3 separate regions of the Homo sapiens genome follow, and regions 1 and 2 are each linked to region 3. The links are chromatin loops, found by intact Hi-C in ENCODE. Cell type or tissue: PC-9. All regions are shown on one strand. Each heading gives the region's core, and the rest is flanking DNA. Links, peaks and the distances in the headings are about the cores only.

Region 1 (6,067 bases), core at 1,298-5,297, 190 kb before region 3:
CCTTAAAGCAATAAAGGTTTCCCAGCAGTCCCATCTCTCTTTGATAACTCTGATTTATTGTTTACCAGGATACCCACACTTTCCATTTCAGCATCTGGACAAAGTGTATAGCCCATATCAGACAATTATGAGAACTGCCAGTGATTCCAAATGCAGTTTCCCACTAAGTCTTTTGTATGAGATCATCACCTGTCTTATATTTCATTTTAGAATTATTCTGAAGTCCTAAGGTTGCAAGTTAGCACTATCTGAAAAAACTACCCAGGATTGAATATTATTTTATATATATATAAATTAAAAATTTATATTTTATATATATATATATATATACACACACACACACACACATAGATACATTTACTTAGGTACCTATACATAACATATGTACATCTATGTGTCTATATCTGTATAAATTTATGTCTACATATGGTATGTATATGTAGGTGTGTTGTATAGAATTATTTTTTTAAGAGCAATGTTACAGATAAAATATCACTTGGGTTTTCCTTGATACTTAAGTAGTTTGAAGTCGAAGCAGTATAGAACTTAGAGATTTTAGGAAATTGAACACTTTATACCGTGAAATGACCATTATTTAATTCTGTGAGCATAAATAAAAGGTGATGTACGAACTTTGAACTCTGTTTGCTTGGAAAAAATTGAAGATAATTTTGAAGGAGCTTATTGCTCCTTACATTTGAAGATGATAATGATATAAAGCTCCCTTTTGTAAACCATGTAATACCATCGTGAGCAGTAATTTTGGTAACTGTAGACACTTAAGTAAAGATAAGGGATACAGACACCATTATGCTAAGCATCTTAATTTCTCTCCTTTAGATTTCAATTGAGATACTTTTACTGTTCTGCTGTGTTTTCTTTGTTCATTATGAAAATTAAAATATCTCTTCAACTCTCTTAGTGTTGTCTAGTATAACATAGCAAGAAAATTTATTAAAGAGGGAAATATTTCTGTTTATCTTTGTGACCTTCTATTTCTCCTCGAAGACTGACTGACTGTTCTTTTTAATCTCACTTTATCTATCACTAGTACTCTGATGCAATAGAGAAAACATTTTAAGTATTTCCAAGTATTTTCTTATCAGTTTTAGTAATGTGGAAACTTCTCTTAAGAATTATTCACATGGCAGCAATGCAGGGACCATTCTTTTTAGTAATTCTGATGCATTCATGTGTTTTTATTGTTGATCTTTTAGTTTTTTAATATTCTAAATAAGTTGCCTTGATATTGATGTACCAGTTTTCAGGAGGCAACTGTTTTGGGGAAGTTTTGTGACTTTATGGGTACTTAGTTTTCTTGTTTGCTAAATAATTTAAGAGGTTTTTTTCCCTCAAGGTGTAATTGCTCATGAAAAATATTTTCTGTTTCACATTTTCTACCCTAAGATGAAATATATTTTTGGCTTGCATTAATAACTTGCACCATTTTAACTTTTGGGAATGAATTGATTATATTTATATTCTATTATAATCTAAAAACAGCTTAGCACTCTTAATAGATTTTCCAACATTACAGGAAAAGACAAAGACTAGTAGACCTTGGATAAGAAGATAAAATGAGATGCTAGTGATAAGTATTCTCAGTGATCTCATGACTGTCAGGCCCATCCTACTTTACACCTTCTAATGCAACTTAAGATATCTGAATTGTATTCATTGTGCCAAAAGAGAAAATACTTATGCACTGTAAATTAGTGTTACATACCAAAATTTTAATTTTATATAATTTCCCACAATTATGTATAGCAAATATTTGTGAAGTTTAGTTTGTTGATACCTCATTATGCCTTCCAAAGAAAAATGTTTCCATAGAAAGATTAATAAATGATAAAAATCACACTTAGAACTGTCCATTATACTTCCAGAAGCATCCTATCTTTTTCATCACCCAGTCTCTGTGAATTTAATTCTTTGAAATAACCACGACAAAATATAGTCTTATAAAATTGCATTATAATTACAATGCTGTGTTTGAGAACTTAACATCCCCTCTGATGGTAAATGTTTGACCTAATTACAAACTTATAACAAAGAATTCTAACTGCTTGTCATCTCATGTTAAGACCTTTTATAGTATTAAATGGACCAATAGGGATCTCTGAGGTTTTTTTGTTGTTGCTTTGTTTTTACTAATTGGATATATGAAGGATAAGGCATACCAAGAAACTATTATTTTTAAGTATGAAATGTGCCAAACAGACATTTATTATTTCTGTTTTATTTGAAACTAAGACTGTAGACCCACAGATTATATTTTAGAAGTGGTGGAGACGTCATAGATCATCTCCAAACTCTGTTTATAATAGAGTGAGGAAGCTGAGACCCATCAAGGTTAAATGGCTTGTTCAAGGTCACACAACCAGTTACTGTCAAACCTTATAATCAGGTCTATTATTATAAGATGGATATGGATTGTGTTAGTGGCACATTTAAACATTTGACAACACTCCAAGCAGGAAATGCTTCCTTATATTTAACATAAATCACTTACTTCCTCTTACTAGATACTTGGAAGAAATGGAGAGCAGCTGGTGCCTGTAATTCTAGTTCTCTTATGACTTCATTATTTCTCATCATTTAATTAACATTTTTCCTAATCCTCTTCAAAAACACCTTGCACACCAGGATTGCATTTTTTTGTTTGTTTGTTTTTTATTTTTTTAACCACAGCAGTACATTTCTAAAGGATGCTTAGTGTATGATTCCCTGGGTTGGCTACACAATTGCAAGTCCCTTTGTTAAAAATTAAAAATTTTTAAGATGGCAGTAACAGAGCTTTAAACCCCAAGTGCCAGACCTGCATAACACAGGTTTCCTGCCCATGAAGCTGACCCTGATAGTTCCAGATATTTTGCCTGAAATTTTCTTTTTTAAAGATTAACATGTCAAACTTTATGCTTAAATGTTTTGATATGCCACAGAGAATAGTAATTTTTTTGTAAAATAAGATCATTTTCTATCTTTCTCTGTTGATGAGGTTATGCTGGGTAATATCACTGAAGCTCTTCCTGAGATTTCTTGAGGAAGAATATTAGAATTATATAACTCAGAAATAAGCAGTGTATATTCTACTTGGAGTTGTAATGTCTAGAATGCAGGAACCAAGTTACTCAATGGAGTTCAAAAATGATACTTAGATATTCACTGTCCACTATATAATTGGATTTGGTCTTGGTCATTTAATTTGTAGTGGGATGTTTGGAGATGAATAATTTTAAAAAGAGTGTGTCTATTAAGATGTGACTATTTTCCCAAAATCTTTGAAAGGAGACAGCTTGGATCAGCTATAGCCCTTTTTATATTAATATAAATCACTTAGGTGGTGACGCAGATGGGTTTTACCAGATATGCTGAATTTCACCTAAGTGAAATGATGGTAATCTTCTTACACATAAGTCAGAAATAATATAATCTGATGTTTGTATATACATACTTTTATATGTAAATTGATTAGCTTTTTGTCACATCTGATTTTTCTGTTTGAATAATATCCAGTATTTATTTGAATAATTTTGATAAAAGTGGAAAAGTTACTTTTAAAGTAAATAGTATTTGAAGATTTGCATAGGGAAAAGACTAGCCTACTTAAAAAAAAAAAAGACTAAACAAAATTATGTCCAAGTGATCAGGTATATCTGGGTGTTTATTTTTGCCTGCCCATAAATTTTCAGATACTTTATTTTCAACTATAAAAAAGTTGCAATTCTATTTCATAGCATAAATATTGTAAAAGCGCCCTGTCACATATTCTTTCATTTTCTTATAAATATTTATATTGATACCAACTTTTAGATGGATTGGTTACATTATTTATTGCTATATTAAAAACTTACTATATAACAAATATATGTACATTTTTACTTTTTACACGTTGGCATTAGATTTTTTTTTTTTTAATCAGAGCTAAACATTTATATAGGGCTGCCTTTTTTCAAGGGAAACAGGATTTTCAAACAATAATGCTCTTTGGCTAGATAATTAACTTTTAAAAAGATATGTGTTTATTAGAATAAATTTTAAGAGAAGATTGTCCTTTCTTTTTTTAAATTCTTTGGCTTTATGGAAGTTCCTGCTTTGTAGTGCTAATATACATTTTACCCATAGTAAAAAGAATTCGAATTTTCATTGCCTTTTTGCTGTTCATCCTCTTTTAAGAGATAGCCAACAGTGCCACCATCAGAACAGACAGGCTTTTCTCATTTTAAGTGTTGGTTTTCTCAAAAAACAAAAAAAAACAAACCCCCAAAACCCTATACTTAAGGAATGGTTTAAAAACCACATATGTTTAAACACACACATTAAAAATAATGAGAGATACTAATGGCATAATGAAACTGCCTTTATTTTGTGAAAAAGTCAAATTCATGTCATTCTTTAAAGGCCTATAACGAATTTGGATACTTAACTCTTAGACCAGGTCATTCTGAGTAGTAGTATATTGAATTCAGCTTCTTGTCATCAGGTTTAACTTGTAAGTTACAGTCTCAAAGAATACAAAAACATGAAAATAATCAGATTATCTTGGTCCGGTAACGTCTTCCCTATTGTGCAATTTGGGGGCAATTTTTAAATTATGCCTTTTCTTTTAGATTTGATTTCTTTTTTATAATGGTATTTAAAAAGTAAACTGCCAACTACATTATAATTATGATGATTTCAAAATCCGTATTAAAGCATAAAAATTTGTTTTCATGGTCTGATACACACATGATATGTTATATTTATTTTTGAATGAAAAGAAACCTGGTCCCCATCTTCCTGTTGACATCAAACAGTCCTCTGATATGCTAATCCAGCATCAGGGAGAGCACATATACAGGGTTTATTTGGACTCATTCCAAGTCTGAAAGAAAATTATGTGTAAAGAACTGATTTTGTAGCATTGCCCCCTTTGAATGAAAACTGATGTTGACACAGTCTGCAATTAAAAAGACTTAGTATTGAAACATGATATGGGAGGTTTCTAACATTTTAGTAAGACCCTGATTTGCTTTTTAATTACCTGGTCATCTAATTGTTATTTATTCTTTGGGATGTAATGTTACTGATATAATAACTATTGAAATTGCTAATAAATTTATTTCTGTAATATGTGTTATAAGAAAGATTAAACTAAGATTATTAGCTTTTCCTTAAAGATTTATCTTTTGGTACATACCTTGAGTACATATGAGACAGTAGATATAATTTTTTGCTAAGTATGAAGTAAGGATATCAGCAGATTTCCTTGTACTGTTTTTCCATTCAGCCTGCCCTCAGCTGGTCACAGGTGTAAAAACTGAAAGGTAGCTGTTTTAGAATTTTCTCAAGTATAGTTCCTCCATATTCAATAACAAAAAATCAATTTAGTTGGACTTCTCAAAATGTCTTTGGATAAATTGCATTAAAGTACATATTTAAATTTTAATACCTATATATATTTTAAAACAGTTAAAATTATTAGAAAATTTTATGGAAACCTATTACAATGCAATATTCATGTTGGTCATTTATAGGTATTGTTAAATGGGAAACCAGTTGCATTTTGTTTTTGAAAAATAATTTTTATGTGTTGAATCTTTGTAAGTCTTATGAAGCTAAGAACTTTGTCCTTGAAGTAGTATATTATTAGTATAGTCTTCTAGCAGATTTATTGTAGAAAAAATGAGCATAAATAAGTACCTCTGGTTTTACAATTATTGTAGTATTTGCCCTCTTATGTGCCAGGACCCCTCTCCTAAGTAGCCTATTGGTGCTGTCAGCTTTTTGCCTGGGCATTCCTGTAAGGTTTTTCTTCCATGGAGTTTAGTTTCATTCATTCAAAGCAAAGTACAAGTTTGACTTGCATTGTGCAGTAGAAATATTCATGAAAACTTTCTACATAAATTCCTTTTATTTGTTTAATTTTTAATAAATTATGATATTTCAAATCACCAGGGTGGTTCAATATTTAAAAGGAATTCTGTAGTGAAACCTTCTGCCAGGAGAAGAATTGTCTTTTAATGAACATAATTACCTACTGGTATCTAGACTTTTTTATTCTGGCTCTTCTTAAAATCAAATTTGA
Region 2 (6,067 bases), core at 1,298-5,297, 540 kb before region 3:
ATAACTATGGGGCTGTAGTGACTTTCCCCAAACAGGCAGAGCCAAATCCTTGTTGCCCATTAGTTAATGAGCCCATTAGTTTCTGGCTCTCAGTTGGAGCAAAACAGCCCCAGGGCAATTTCTTTGTGGAGGCCAAATTATAGATCCTGTAGGAGGTTTCCTAAATACTGAAGAAAAAAAAAAAAGTCTACAGAGCCCAACCCTAGTCTGTCTAGAGGGGTCAGAGGCTGTGGTCACCAGCCCAAAGTTAATCAGGAACACAGTTGGCAAGAGTGTTGAAAAACCTAATCCCTGATCTTGGCAAAAAGCAGTTGTAGGGGTGGGAATCACTCTCCACAGCTGAGCTAGCCTGTGTCTTTCCTAAGCCAGGATATTCAACCAGCCGTCTCATTCCCGGTGTGATAGACCATCCAGACATCCAGACCCCTGGAACTGAAAGTACCTCCAGGTCAGGCCTCCTGAAGAGGCTTAGTGGTATCTCAGGCCATTCATCTATACTCAACCACCTTCTCTCTTCATTAAAAACAACATGCAGACAACAAGTCAAGAACACATTCTTCCTTGCTTTGGGGGACACGCCTATCATGTATCAATCTCTCACATGCAGCAGTTTCCCATTGTTGGTAGCCTGCCCCCACTCCCCATCCTCCAGGTGAGGATGGTGATCGGCTCTGCAGATGATAATCTAACTCTGAGCAGAACAGAAGCTATTCTTGTGAGTCCCAATCACTGGAAAAAAAGAGGTTGTAGAAAGCCCTGGCGCACTTTTGGGGAGCCTAAGGACCTTAACTGCTTTGGCTTTCAGTGCCCTGGCCCACATGTGGCTGAGAATCTCAGCAGACTCAGGACAGGGGAGACCATTCTGTTGGAAGGAACCTTGAGGACCTTATTATGGCAACCCCACTCTATTACTATGAATGCCCCCAGATACCAAGCATGGGCATCTCAGAGCATGGGATCTTGCCTGTTTTTCTCTTCCAGTTCCCAGGGCCTGGTATGGTGCCTGACATTGCTAGTCAATGGTAAAGAACAGTGTCCAGCCAGTTAAGTGATTTGCCCAAGATCACACAGCCAGTGTGAATGTGAAGCTAAGAGTCCTGCTCTGAGTTTAGAGTTTTCAGGGGAACCCACACAGGATGAGTGGCCGCTCTCTCAGACCTCCGTTGGGCTCTCTCCTGGGGTTCTCTACCGACTGATCTAACTGAAGAGGAGAATCCTTTATGGGCAAGCACAGCGGGTGGCCTTGCAGGGAGAATGGGGAGCAATGAGGAACACTGTGCGGCAGCACTTGTCCCTAGGGGGTTCATACCAGGGCTGCTGGACGAAAAGAAAAGGACCTGCCGGCTCACTGCAAATCTCACCAGGGTCGGTCAATCTGTGTGAGGGCAGCGGGCGAAGCCCCGGGTTTTGGCAACCCTCAGTAGTGGCCATGCCCTCACACTGGCCCCTGCTGTGCTGGGGCAGGAGATTTGGTTAGGGGCCACTTTGCCCAGCATGCTTACTTCATCTTCTTTGATGCGTGGTCCCCGGGGCAGGGCAGGCAGGGCACTAATTGTTCTTTATTAATAGAAGGTGACATTGGAATCTCAAGCCACTCACCAAGGCCCTAATTCCCAGAGAGAGAGAGAGAGAGAGAGAGAGAAAGCAAGCCACTCATACATAAACTAGTGAGTTTTTTTTTGAAAGAAAGGATCTCTCAGCCCGGATAAAGTCCAGAAGGGTGAAGATTTCTAGCCAAATAGTAGGCAAGCCTGACTTTTTGATTGTTTATTTAATCTAATTTGCTAAATTTGATTTCGCCTTGGATCTTCATGTTAGATCCAAGGAGCTTTAAGAACAGTAGAATTTAGATTCTTTTACTTCTCTGAAAATAACTAGAGAGTACAAATTTATTTTTAAGAAGAATAAAAGAATCCTTCTGAGCCACTTAGGTCTTTAGTTTGCAGATTAATGCTGCTACAAGTTGTTGTGGAGAAGGTCGCTTTTGTCTTGGTCCCAAAGGAGGGAAAAATTGCTTAGGCCCCCTTAGCCCGAAGAGTTTGTACCTCGCACCACTACAAACTGGATGCCTCTTAGTTAACATCTACTCCATCCTTTCTGGACTTTTCCCAGAGATACTATTCAATAGTATATATATTTTAAAGATCAGGTTAAAATTATCTATGGGAATTGGTTTGAAGATGCCTGACCAGAAATCAGGCCATCATTTAAAACAGTGCTTGCGAATCTGATGCCACTTTGTTCCAAAACTAGGGAAAGAAACCCTTCAGCAAATTAAACACGCGTTAAAATGTAAAAAAATAAAATAAATCCAGTTTTAACTCGTTATTTTAGCCTTCTTTGGATTTTGTCTTGCTATCTTTCATTAAATGTAAACATTAAATGTAAACAAGTCTCATAAAGGGTAAGGTTGATACTAAACTAAGTATAATTTACACAATATGTTTTCAAAATGTGCAGAAAACATGTTTGTGATTCAAAGAATCTCAGAGAAGATGTGAAACTTGGCAAAGGCCAGCTAGTGCTTGATAGGGCAAATGCCTTTTAATGAGAATGTCCCTAGTTTTGTTTATACCTCTGTGCAAATTAATCAGGCAAATATTTTAGAAAGAGACATGGAAAGTTTACCTGAAATGCTAGCTTGAAATAAAGCCCTCTAGGGATGAGAAGAAGATTTAGTTTAGGATAGGAAGCTCTTATTTGTGTAATTTAAACATTAATTGAGAGATTAAACTTTTGCCACTTCTCAAAATATCCTTTCCTTAAGCCCTTTCTTCCTATCCAAACTTTTAAGGCTCCTGGTGGTTAAATTAGCCTGGCACTGACCCCTAGTGGTCTTCCAGGGATCACTTCATTCTCAGAAGGTTACATACCTTCACAGCGACACTCACTTTAGGATGGGTGCCCATCGCATAAGTGACTGGAAATAAAATACTTAGATCTTCTCATTAACTTATAATACTGGATGTGAACTGACAGGTAGATATTTAAGACAGTTTTAAGAGTTATCATTTCATCTCATAATTCGGGGAGTGGGGGAATCCCCTACAGCTTTAGCAATAGGCCTTGGAGAAACAGTCATTTGCAAGTTTATATAATGCATGTGTAGTTAAACATAAATAATATCAGATAATGCACTGTTACTCTGTAGAAGAAATAGCTTTCTCTATTAAGTTGCATAATATGAGATAACAGTCACAGGAAAATCATATATAGTAATATCTGTTTAATAAAGACCCAACGAGCTATCTCCTTACATATTGGATTGTGTATTTTATGTGGAAACAGGGCCTATAACTGTATTTTACACACTAAAAGGCTCTGCTGAGTTTTTAATCAGCAATAATGGATATAGAATGCGTTTTAAGGGAAGCCATTTCATTAAATCTTACTACAATTATTTTTCATAAATTTCATTTTAAGAACTAATGATTATATAGTCAGGTTGGGAATCATATTCATTTCTATATATTACCTTGGTGTGGAGTGGGGGAAAGATGGCCAAGGGCATTATTTAAACACCAAGTCCTCTGTCCCAAGTGTGAAATTCAATTTGATGTATTGTTCAGGAAAGGTTACATGTTACATATGATAGGAAAGAAATCTGAGTTGAAGAACCCTCCGATGACTAACATGTGCCCCTTTGACTATTTTTTGTGGGTATATTTATAATCTGGTTATGAAATATGGCTGAGTTTACTGGAGATAAGTATAGTTTTATAGTAGGTCATAGAGATGCTGTTTCATCCATTTGAGGATATGAAAGTGCAATTCTGTAGAATATTTGAACTTGACATATCCCCACTGGGCCAAAATAGGATAAAATGTAATGCATACTCTTTCTGTTATCTCTGGACATATGGTAGCCTTTCTGGTGGAGTTTAGGAAGCCTATGTTTTACATTCGAATGTATATATCTGACTTGGATTCCACTTCAAGTTGATTTAATTTCGCATTAATACTCACTTGTAATTTACTGATGAACAAAGGGCCCAACATCTTGATTGAATGCTTCTTGAGCTCCTACCCCTGTGTTTGACTCAGGGAATCAATTCAAAGTTGAATATGGTATAGTCAGTTCCCTCAATGAACTCACCTGTTCTTTTGCCAAGTGTGTCCTCCTACTTATGCGTCTTATGGAAATACAAACAAAGGAGACATTTGTTTGTGTCTAGTCTTTTTACATTAGGAAGAATTTCTTGTTAAGTGAGTTTTATATGTGGCTGCCTTCTTGGGTGATGACTACAAAACTTCTGTATTTCTGTAAATATGCTGATTTGCTGAATATTTTTTAAAAAGTAATTCTAAACAGAGCCTAGCAGGCAGATAACATTGTATTAAGCAGAACATTTTATTAAGCAGATTGGAAGAGCTCACATTAAGGGATGCCTCCCTTTTTTAAGATTCAGGTTTCTTTCTCCCTGGAATGACATGATCAGGTTGGTTTTAGATTTTCTATTATAAAGCAGTACAAGGCAGGATGATCAGATCTAAATTTATATAACTATCTGAAGGAAGAATTTAAAGAAAAAAAATTACCATGCTCTTTAATTTGTGAAGTTGGCTGAAGTTGGTTGTGTAAATATTTCACAAAATGTTTTCATTTTACAATTGTATTTCCTATGCAGAGCCAGTAGATTCTTGGAAATGACCCTTTAAAAGTGTAGCTTTACATCCTGGGGATAATGACTTTCTGGCTGGTTTCAAAGACTGGGTTGTTTTGCCCTTGGTGCTAAGAAAGTCTTTGTAAGGGAAGAGAAAATGCCGCCCTCTCTCTGCCAGGCCAGCCAGGGGCACAGCTCACATCCCACTCACACACATCTGGAGCAAAAGGGACTAAGATCTGAGCCTAGAAATAAGCACCATCAGTATCTCTCAACTGTGAGCTGTGGGGAGCGCTTCAGGCGTGAACCGTGTGAAGGGAAGTCTGGGCTCATTCTCTTTCAGAAATATTTATTAAAATCACTCCAGGGGAAAAATATTTTCTTTCTGGTATAGCCCTGTGTTAACCAGTCATAGCTAAAAGCTGAAACAAATAATATTCTTATGTTTACATAAGAAATTCACAAATTTTGAATTTCTAACTTCTCCTCCTTTTTCAGCCTTTTCTAACTTTTTCCTGACTGACGGAGCTCTAGGAATATGAGAAAAGGCTAACCCTTAGAATTGACCTAGATGCTTCCTTAGTTGGTGGGCTCTCAGAAACTTTCAGACTTGAGGGAGTAGTAATACTTGTTTCTCTACGTCTCATGACAAAAAGCAATACCTTCAGACAGTGTGTCTCATTCCAGAAATATAGACAAAAGGTAGAGTCTTAAAACACTGTGAGTGTGGGCAGTGGGGAGCTGGTACAAATAACTATATTAGAAAAGGGTTTCTTCTTCTCACTCTCGTAGGTCTCTCTCACTCCCACCTTACTACTTAGGGTTTGTTCATATTCTCAAATTCTTCTAGCAACCATTAAACAAAAGAGAGGATTTAACCAATATTTTTCTATTGCATAAACTTTGGTTGTGTCTACATTAACAGAAGAGTTCAGCTTACTTTAGCAATTATCTTCTTTCTTTTTGTCTAGATACTACTCATAATTGGGTTGACAACCTTTTTCACTGCTGCTTTATTACCATAGCAGTGTCATACAGCCTGCCATCATGTCAGCTAATGCAAGAATTTCCACTGAGCAGTTGTTTGTTCACTGTTACTGCAACAGGTTGTAATGAGAATGAGGCAGACCACTTGGACCGGGACCAGCAGCCTTATCCACCCTCGCAGAAGACCAAGCGCATGCGAACCTCTTTCAAGCATCACCAGCTCCGGACCATGAAATCCTACTTTGCCATCAACCACAACCCGGATGCCAAGGACCTCAAGCAGCTTGCCCAGAAAACAGGTCTGACCAAAAGAGTTTTGCAGGTAAGACACATGCATCATTGACTGTGCATACATTTCCCTTCCCCTTCCCAGTAAAAATAGTGCTCTTCCCTGGTTAGAGTGACGCAGATATTTCCTATATTGCTTCTTACTAGTTTATCTTAGCTATCTCCCTAGAGGGTGTTCTGAGATTTTG
Region 3 (6,067 bases), core at 1,045-5,044:
AGGAACTGTCACTGAGCATTGCTCAGTAGGTATTGCTAGAAATGAATGCATTTCCCCCCAATTGCTGACTCAGAAATGCATCATGATTTTGCCCTTGGGTGGTGCACTGATGGTATTCTTACTTCCAGTGTAAGTTGCAGAGTGAGCAAAAAAGAATCTAGAAAAAAAATGCTTTTTTGCAATAATAAAATATGTCACTGAATGCATGGGTGTCAGAACACTCCCACATATTTTTAGTTCTTATCCAGTTGTCCCTAATGAGGAACAAGTAAACAGAATTAGAATTCAAAAGATCTGGATTTGGTATGACCTCTGCAATTCTACCAGATGGTACAACTCCAAGGGACACCATTCGCATAGAACACAATGTACAGGGAATACATTTTGCAGTACAGGCCCTGAGGCCACTGTTCCTCTGCCACTGCCACAACTGTGGAAGCAATGGTTCTGAACCTTCATTTCATCATCTGGAAATATGTGAACTGAGTTTGTCTTGTTCATATTCATTAAGTATAATGGGCCATGTTGGCTCATGAAGAAAGAGTAATCACTCTTGGAAGCTTTACAATTCTCCTTTTCATTATGTTTCTTCCCTGTCTCTGGTGCAGTTTTAGGTTCATAGCAAAATTGAGAGAAATGTGCAGAGATTTCCCATGTGCCTGTTACCCACACACAAGCATAGCCTTCAGCATTATCTCCCATCAGAGTGACACATTTGTTATAATTTATGAACTACATTGACACACCTTTATCACGAAAAGTCCATAATATGTGTAAGAGTTTATCTTGGTGTTGACTATTCTATGAGTTTGGACAAATACATAATGACAGGTATCCACCGTTGTAGTATCATACACAATAGTTTCACTGCCCTAAAATCCTCTGTGCTCTGCCTATTCATTCCCTCCCTGCCCCAATCCCTGACAACTACTGATCTTTTTGTCGTCCATAGTTTGCTTTTTCTACAGAATGTCATATAGTAGGAATCATACATAGCCTTTTCAGATAGGCTCCTATCACTTAGTAATGTATTTCAGTTTCTTCTATGTCTTTTTATGGCTTGATAGCTCACTTCTTTTTAGTGCAGAGTAATATTCCATTGTCTGGATGTATTTTTTGAAAAATAGTATGTTAATTTTATTCAAAATGACAATTTTTGACTCAGATTTTTTTAGAACAGCTTTATATTTGCAGAAAAAATGTAAAGATAGTACAGGAAGGTCTCATATATCTCATACTCTGTGTCTCCTATTATCAACATCATATATTGGTATGGTACATTTGTCACAATTAATGAATGAATATTGCTACATTATTAAGTAAAGTCCTTGTTTTATTCAGATTTCCTTGGTTTTTAACTTACTGCTTTTTTTCTTTTCTGGGATCCTATCCAGATTGTCATATATAGGTTAACTGTCATGTTTTCTTAGGTTCCACTTGACTGTGACAATTTTTGATGACTATGAAAATTTTGAGATGTAGTTGCATTTAAAAAAATAAGTATATTTAAATCTGTTTTTTTTTTTTACATAGTAATGGGGTCTTGATGTACTGCCTTAGACTGGCCTCAAACTCCTGAGCTTAAGCAATCCTCCTGCCTCACCCTTCTGAGTAGCTAGGACCAAAGGCATGTGCCATCATGCCTAGCTAAGGAGTACTGGTATCTTGTCCAATGTACCTCAGTTGGGATTTGCCTGATATCATGGTTAGGTTGGGTTTATGAGTTTTGGGGAGGAAGACCATAGCCATAAAGTACAATCAAAATGACTTATCACTATTAATGTTAACCTTGATCACCTGGCTGAGGTGTGTTTGTCAAGTTTGTCTATGGTAAAGTTATTCCTCCCCACTTTTTCTGAATTGTGCCGTTTAGAAGGAAGTCACCGTATGACTTACATGGAGTGAGGAGTTATGCTCCACCTTCTTGGGTGGGGTGACTTTTCTGCATAATTTGGGATTCTTTGGACAAAAGATGTGTCTAATCTCCCCCCATTTTCTTATTTAATCAATTGTTTTTATTAGCAGGAACTCCTGAATATTTATTTTAGACTTTGGATTTCATAAAGTTTTTAGGTTATGGAAAACTCCCTTGATTTTATTTAGATCTCTTATCTTACCAGCTCAGCTCTTGCCACTTCTTACCACATACTCAAAATTCTAGGCACAGGAAACACTTCTCTGTTTGCAGACATGCCACTCAGACATCTCTCTGTCTTCACACACTATTTCTTCACCTGGAATTCCCTTTTCCATATACTGTAGTTGAATTCATGTCAGTTCTTTGAGATCTAGCTCATATAACTGCCTGGAAATTAGACTTTATTTTCCCTTCCTTGGAAGTTTATGTATATACCTTTATAGTAGTATTTATCACATTATCTAATATTTGTTTGCTTGTTTATCTTCCTCACTATATTGTGAAGTCATTGTGATACAGGCTATTCCTTACTCTATTCTCCAGTAGCTAGCTCTCTGCCTAAGCAAGTTCTTGACAATATACAATATTTGAATGGATGGACAAGAAATAGAATTTCGCTAGTTAATGAAGCTGATTTTAGAAGGACTCTCTTGAGTCCTTTCTTTAGAAAAATGACATCGTGGTTCTGCTGTTAATACAATATACAATTTGAGTTGTTTTTATCTTCTTATAATGATGTGTTTATTCTGATCATGTAGACTTCCATATGCAGTAATCTTTTAAGATCAGGCATTTGTGAGATGGCTGTCCAGAGTGAAGAATGCAGTTCCTAGCCAAAGAGCAGCCTTTCCCTCTGTGAGGAGAACATATCCCCCAAGGCAGGAATGGAAACCAGAGTGACCTTGGCCTCATTAGTAGACTGCCTTAACCAGCTGAGCTAACCAGCCAGACTACAAAGATGGCAGGAAAGAAATCTAACAAACATAGACATTCACTTTGTAACATATAAAGTACAGTCTGTATTGACACACACAAACTGGCTTGACTGTTTTGACTGTCAAGTAGTCAAGAAAATATTTAAGTCAGTCAAAAAGCAGTCAAGTTGCCCAACAAGCATGTCTGACTTTCTTTTTTTCTCTGACTAGATTTTGAGTGCTGATTTGACTGGTTTGTGTTTGTAGAAACAGTCACATTTTCCTTGCCAAAAGAGAATGCTTTTTTTCACTGAGACTTAATGAAATAACTGTTACATCATATAAATTCATTTCCTTAAGCATATGTGTCAGACTATCAAATCAGTTAAGGAAAAGTCTCATCTTTTTTTCTCTTTGAAATTATGGATGGGCTAGTTTGGTTCCAAATTAAGTGAATTCATAGTGCCATCTAGTGCTTCAAAACAGAATTATCGGAGCAACTGTGGAGATACCTTAAATCAGGCATTGGCTTTAACACATTATCTTCAATTCTATGTTTAAAAGAGTCACCTAGCTGATCCAGGCTAGCATTTTCTTTTTTGGATTATTACAAGTTGATTGGGTATTGAAGTTTTATCACATTTACTGATGTGAGAAGTCATTGATTAAAGTATAGCTTGAAAAGAACCCCCAAAACATAACCAAAAACATATATCCCTTTTATTTTTAAGAGTATTAAGGATGAAACTAACCCACAAATAAAACCAAACGGTGCTTCATAAGATAGATGATGAAAATCACAACCATATATAAATTAAATCTCCTCCCACCCAAACAAGATGAAGTAAAACAGAGGATCGATGTGATTTTATTTCATGTGCTTTTGAAATATACGTTCTCAGAGAGGCTTTAGAACCGAGATACAAAGAGGAAAATGTTCACTGAAGAGAATAAACAACACATAGATGAGAGAATTGTTTCCACCTCAAGTAAACAAACAAACCTCTATTTTCCAAACAGTTTCTGCCTTGATTGCCGTCCATTCCTTTATAAAATGGTGGCAATATTTTCAGAACTTTATGTAAAATTTATGAGGGAAACAGGCATAGTTAAGACACTCTTGATTTGGAACCATTGCTGATCAAGGGACAAAATGTGACATATTTACATATTTTTCTTCAGAATTGAAATAGAATAATGTTTTCTATTTCTCTGCACATTAAAATTTTAAAAGCCCTTGCATGTGTTATTTCATCTCCCAACCACACTGTGCAGTATCATTAGCCTCATTTTAGAGTGGGTAGCCGAATTAGCATTCAAACCCTGTCTCATACCCTCCAATGCACTGACAAAGCTACATGTGCCTTTGCCTTTTTTTTTCCTTAGGGGTTTTTGAGAGCTTAGATCTGAAACAGTAAGAAGAGGAGTAGGGTTAGGAAGTGAGTGTAAGGGGAGGAAGAATTAAATGCATACATAGGGAGAGAGGGTCACTCACACTGCCTGCAAGAGAGGCAAGCAGGGAAAGCCTTATGCAAAGTTTCATACAGAGCGTCATCACCCATGGTGTCAGAGTTATCTAGAGAATGGGACAATAATTACGACTGTTGTAAACAATCCAGCCTTAATGAAATATCCTTAAATACAATATTCAGAAGTATCAAACACTAAATGAGAATTCCTAAAGAGTGGATGAAAATTCAGTACAGAGATCCATTAACGTATTGAGTAGCTTTATATCAATTGCTGCTAGTCATATGTAATCAATTTCTTTTTCCTACCCATTCTTGTTCATTTCAGATAATTCACTTTGGTTTTGATGTTACTAGAGATGCAAAGTTGTATTTTATAAATATTTTTCAGTTAAAAATTGTTTCATAGTATAGGTTTTAAAATGTGATAATAAAGCTTCATTTTGAATAGAGTTTTGCTTTAATCATTGTAGATCAGCCTTAATGTACTCAATTAAAAGTAGTTTTCTCATTATCATAAATGTTCTAATATGCATTTCCACCTATCCCTAATTGCCTATCCTAGGGGAAAGTCCTTTGCCATTGCAGCACTAAGTCACCGTAAATGAAAAAGCATGCTTAAATACTAAAATATTTATGATCTAGTCTACTTGCATTATCAACTCATCACAACTTATTGGTAAGCAATTGCAGTGCCTCTTGGCTAAAAAAGCAATGCCAGAAGTGGTAAGGCTCATGCTGACAGCTGTGTCTGGGCTGTTGCTAGCTACTTCAGTACTCTTTGCCCTTGGCAAAGAACTTAGCGAGAGAACAATAAAACATATTGTTGTAAAACAGTAAAAGGTACCCAGTTTGCCAGTTTGCATATTTCTCTGCAGCTACCCATGATACAGGTAGCTATGGGCAGAGCTTGCAGCTTTGCCAGACTTGCTGGCTTTGAACAAAAGTATTTTGTTTCAGGCCATTCTATTGGGTGGGTTCCTGTGGGTATTTTGAGGAAGACTAGGGAAAGAGGTGTTTGTGTGTTTGTGTGTGTGTGTGTGTGTTTTACTTTGTTTTTACTGTTTTTTAACAACAAATCATGAATTAATTTACCCCATACGAAACCTAAACAAAGGAAAAAAGCCTTTGGGAATCATCTTTGAAAAGAGCTGGCAGCCAGGAGAAAGAAAGAAGTTTGCTACAGCAGTTAGGAGAACATATTTGTTTGACTGAATTTATTTTTTATCATCCACTGTAAGCTTTCATTTGACTTAGCTGTTGTGCTTTGTGCCACAAAGCTAGGTCTGTCCATGTCATGGAGGCCCTCCTTCCTGGAATCTCAGTCCACCAGCACAGTATAAACTTCCATTTACAGTGAACGCGTGGAATACCTTGGCTGTGCTGGCAGAAAAAGGGAGCTGATGCCAAGTGAGCTGCAACCACAAAAAAATCATCCAGAAAAAATTTGCAACTCAGAATGAGCTAATAAAGAAATCTGTTTTTTGATGTTTCTGGAACAAAAGCATGAATTATTTTAAATTTTATTTTATTTTATTTATTTATTTATTTTTTGCTTTCCTGAAAATATCAGCCTTCTGTCTTGTCTAAACTTTTGCAGGGTATTACCAAAAACCATCTTTGGTATTGAACATGTTTAAACTTTATTATCCTCTTGTAAATCTGGCATCTGTGGGTAGATTCCAGAAATCAACCATCTCTGCATCATCTAGAGGACAGCACAGAGCCTTGCATGCAGTATCTGTGGATGGTCATTTGTTGAATGC

Evidence for each region. A loop is a pair of places that touch in the nucleus more often than their neighbours do. Peaks named below come from ENCODE experiments on the same cell type or tissue, not always from the same donor. Only the 100,000 strongest peaks of a DNase experiment are listed, where the experiment ranks them.
Region 1: it touches region 3 in a loop (3-fold over the local background); 6 of 110 quality-filtered maps call a loop at or near these places.
Region 2: a loop joins it to region 3, with 7 times the contacts of the local background. A loop is called at or near these places in 26 of 110 quality-filtered maps.

What each region holds. Positions count from the first base shown.
Region 1 is chr1:198,271,596-198,277,662 of GRCh38, forward strand. All of the region lies in intron 5 of NEK7 (NIMA related kinase 7), which reads left to right. Among named protein-coding and RNA genes, the nearest start is that of NEK7, 120 kb to the left of the region's middle. In PC-9, for the core only: no CTCF peak of the experiment used is centred there; no DNase peak of the experiment used is centred there.
Region 2 is chr1:197,921,881-197,927,947 of GRCh38, forward strand. It overlaps LHX9 (LIM homeobox 9), which reads left to right. Exons shown (of 5, transcript NM_020204.3): 4 at 5,711-5,913. Among named protein-coding and RNA genes, the nearest start is that of LHX9, 7.5 kb to the left of the region's middle. RefSeq lists an enhancer at 1-117. In PC-9, for the core only: CTCF peaks have their summits at 2,857 (motif pointing left) and 3,061; no DNase peak of the experiment used is centred there.
Region 3 is chr1:198,462,453-198,468,519 of GRCh38, forward strand. All of the region lies in intron 1 of LOC105371677 (a long non-coding RNA gene), which reads right to left. Among named protein-coding and RNA genes, the nearest start is that of ATP6V1G3, 75 kb to the right of the region's middle. In PC-9, for the core only: CTCF peaks have their summits at 3,291 (motif pointing left) and 3,492; a DNase peak (open chromatin) is centred at 3,069; H3K27ac peaks cover 501 bases.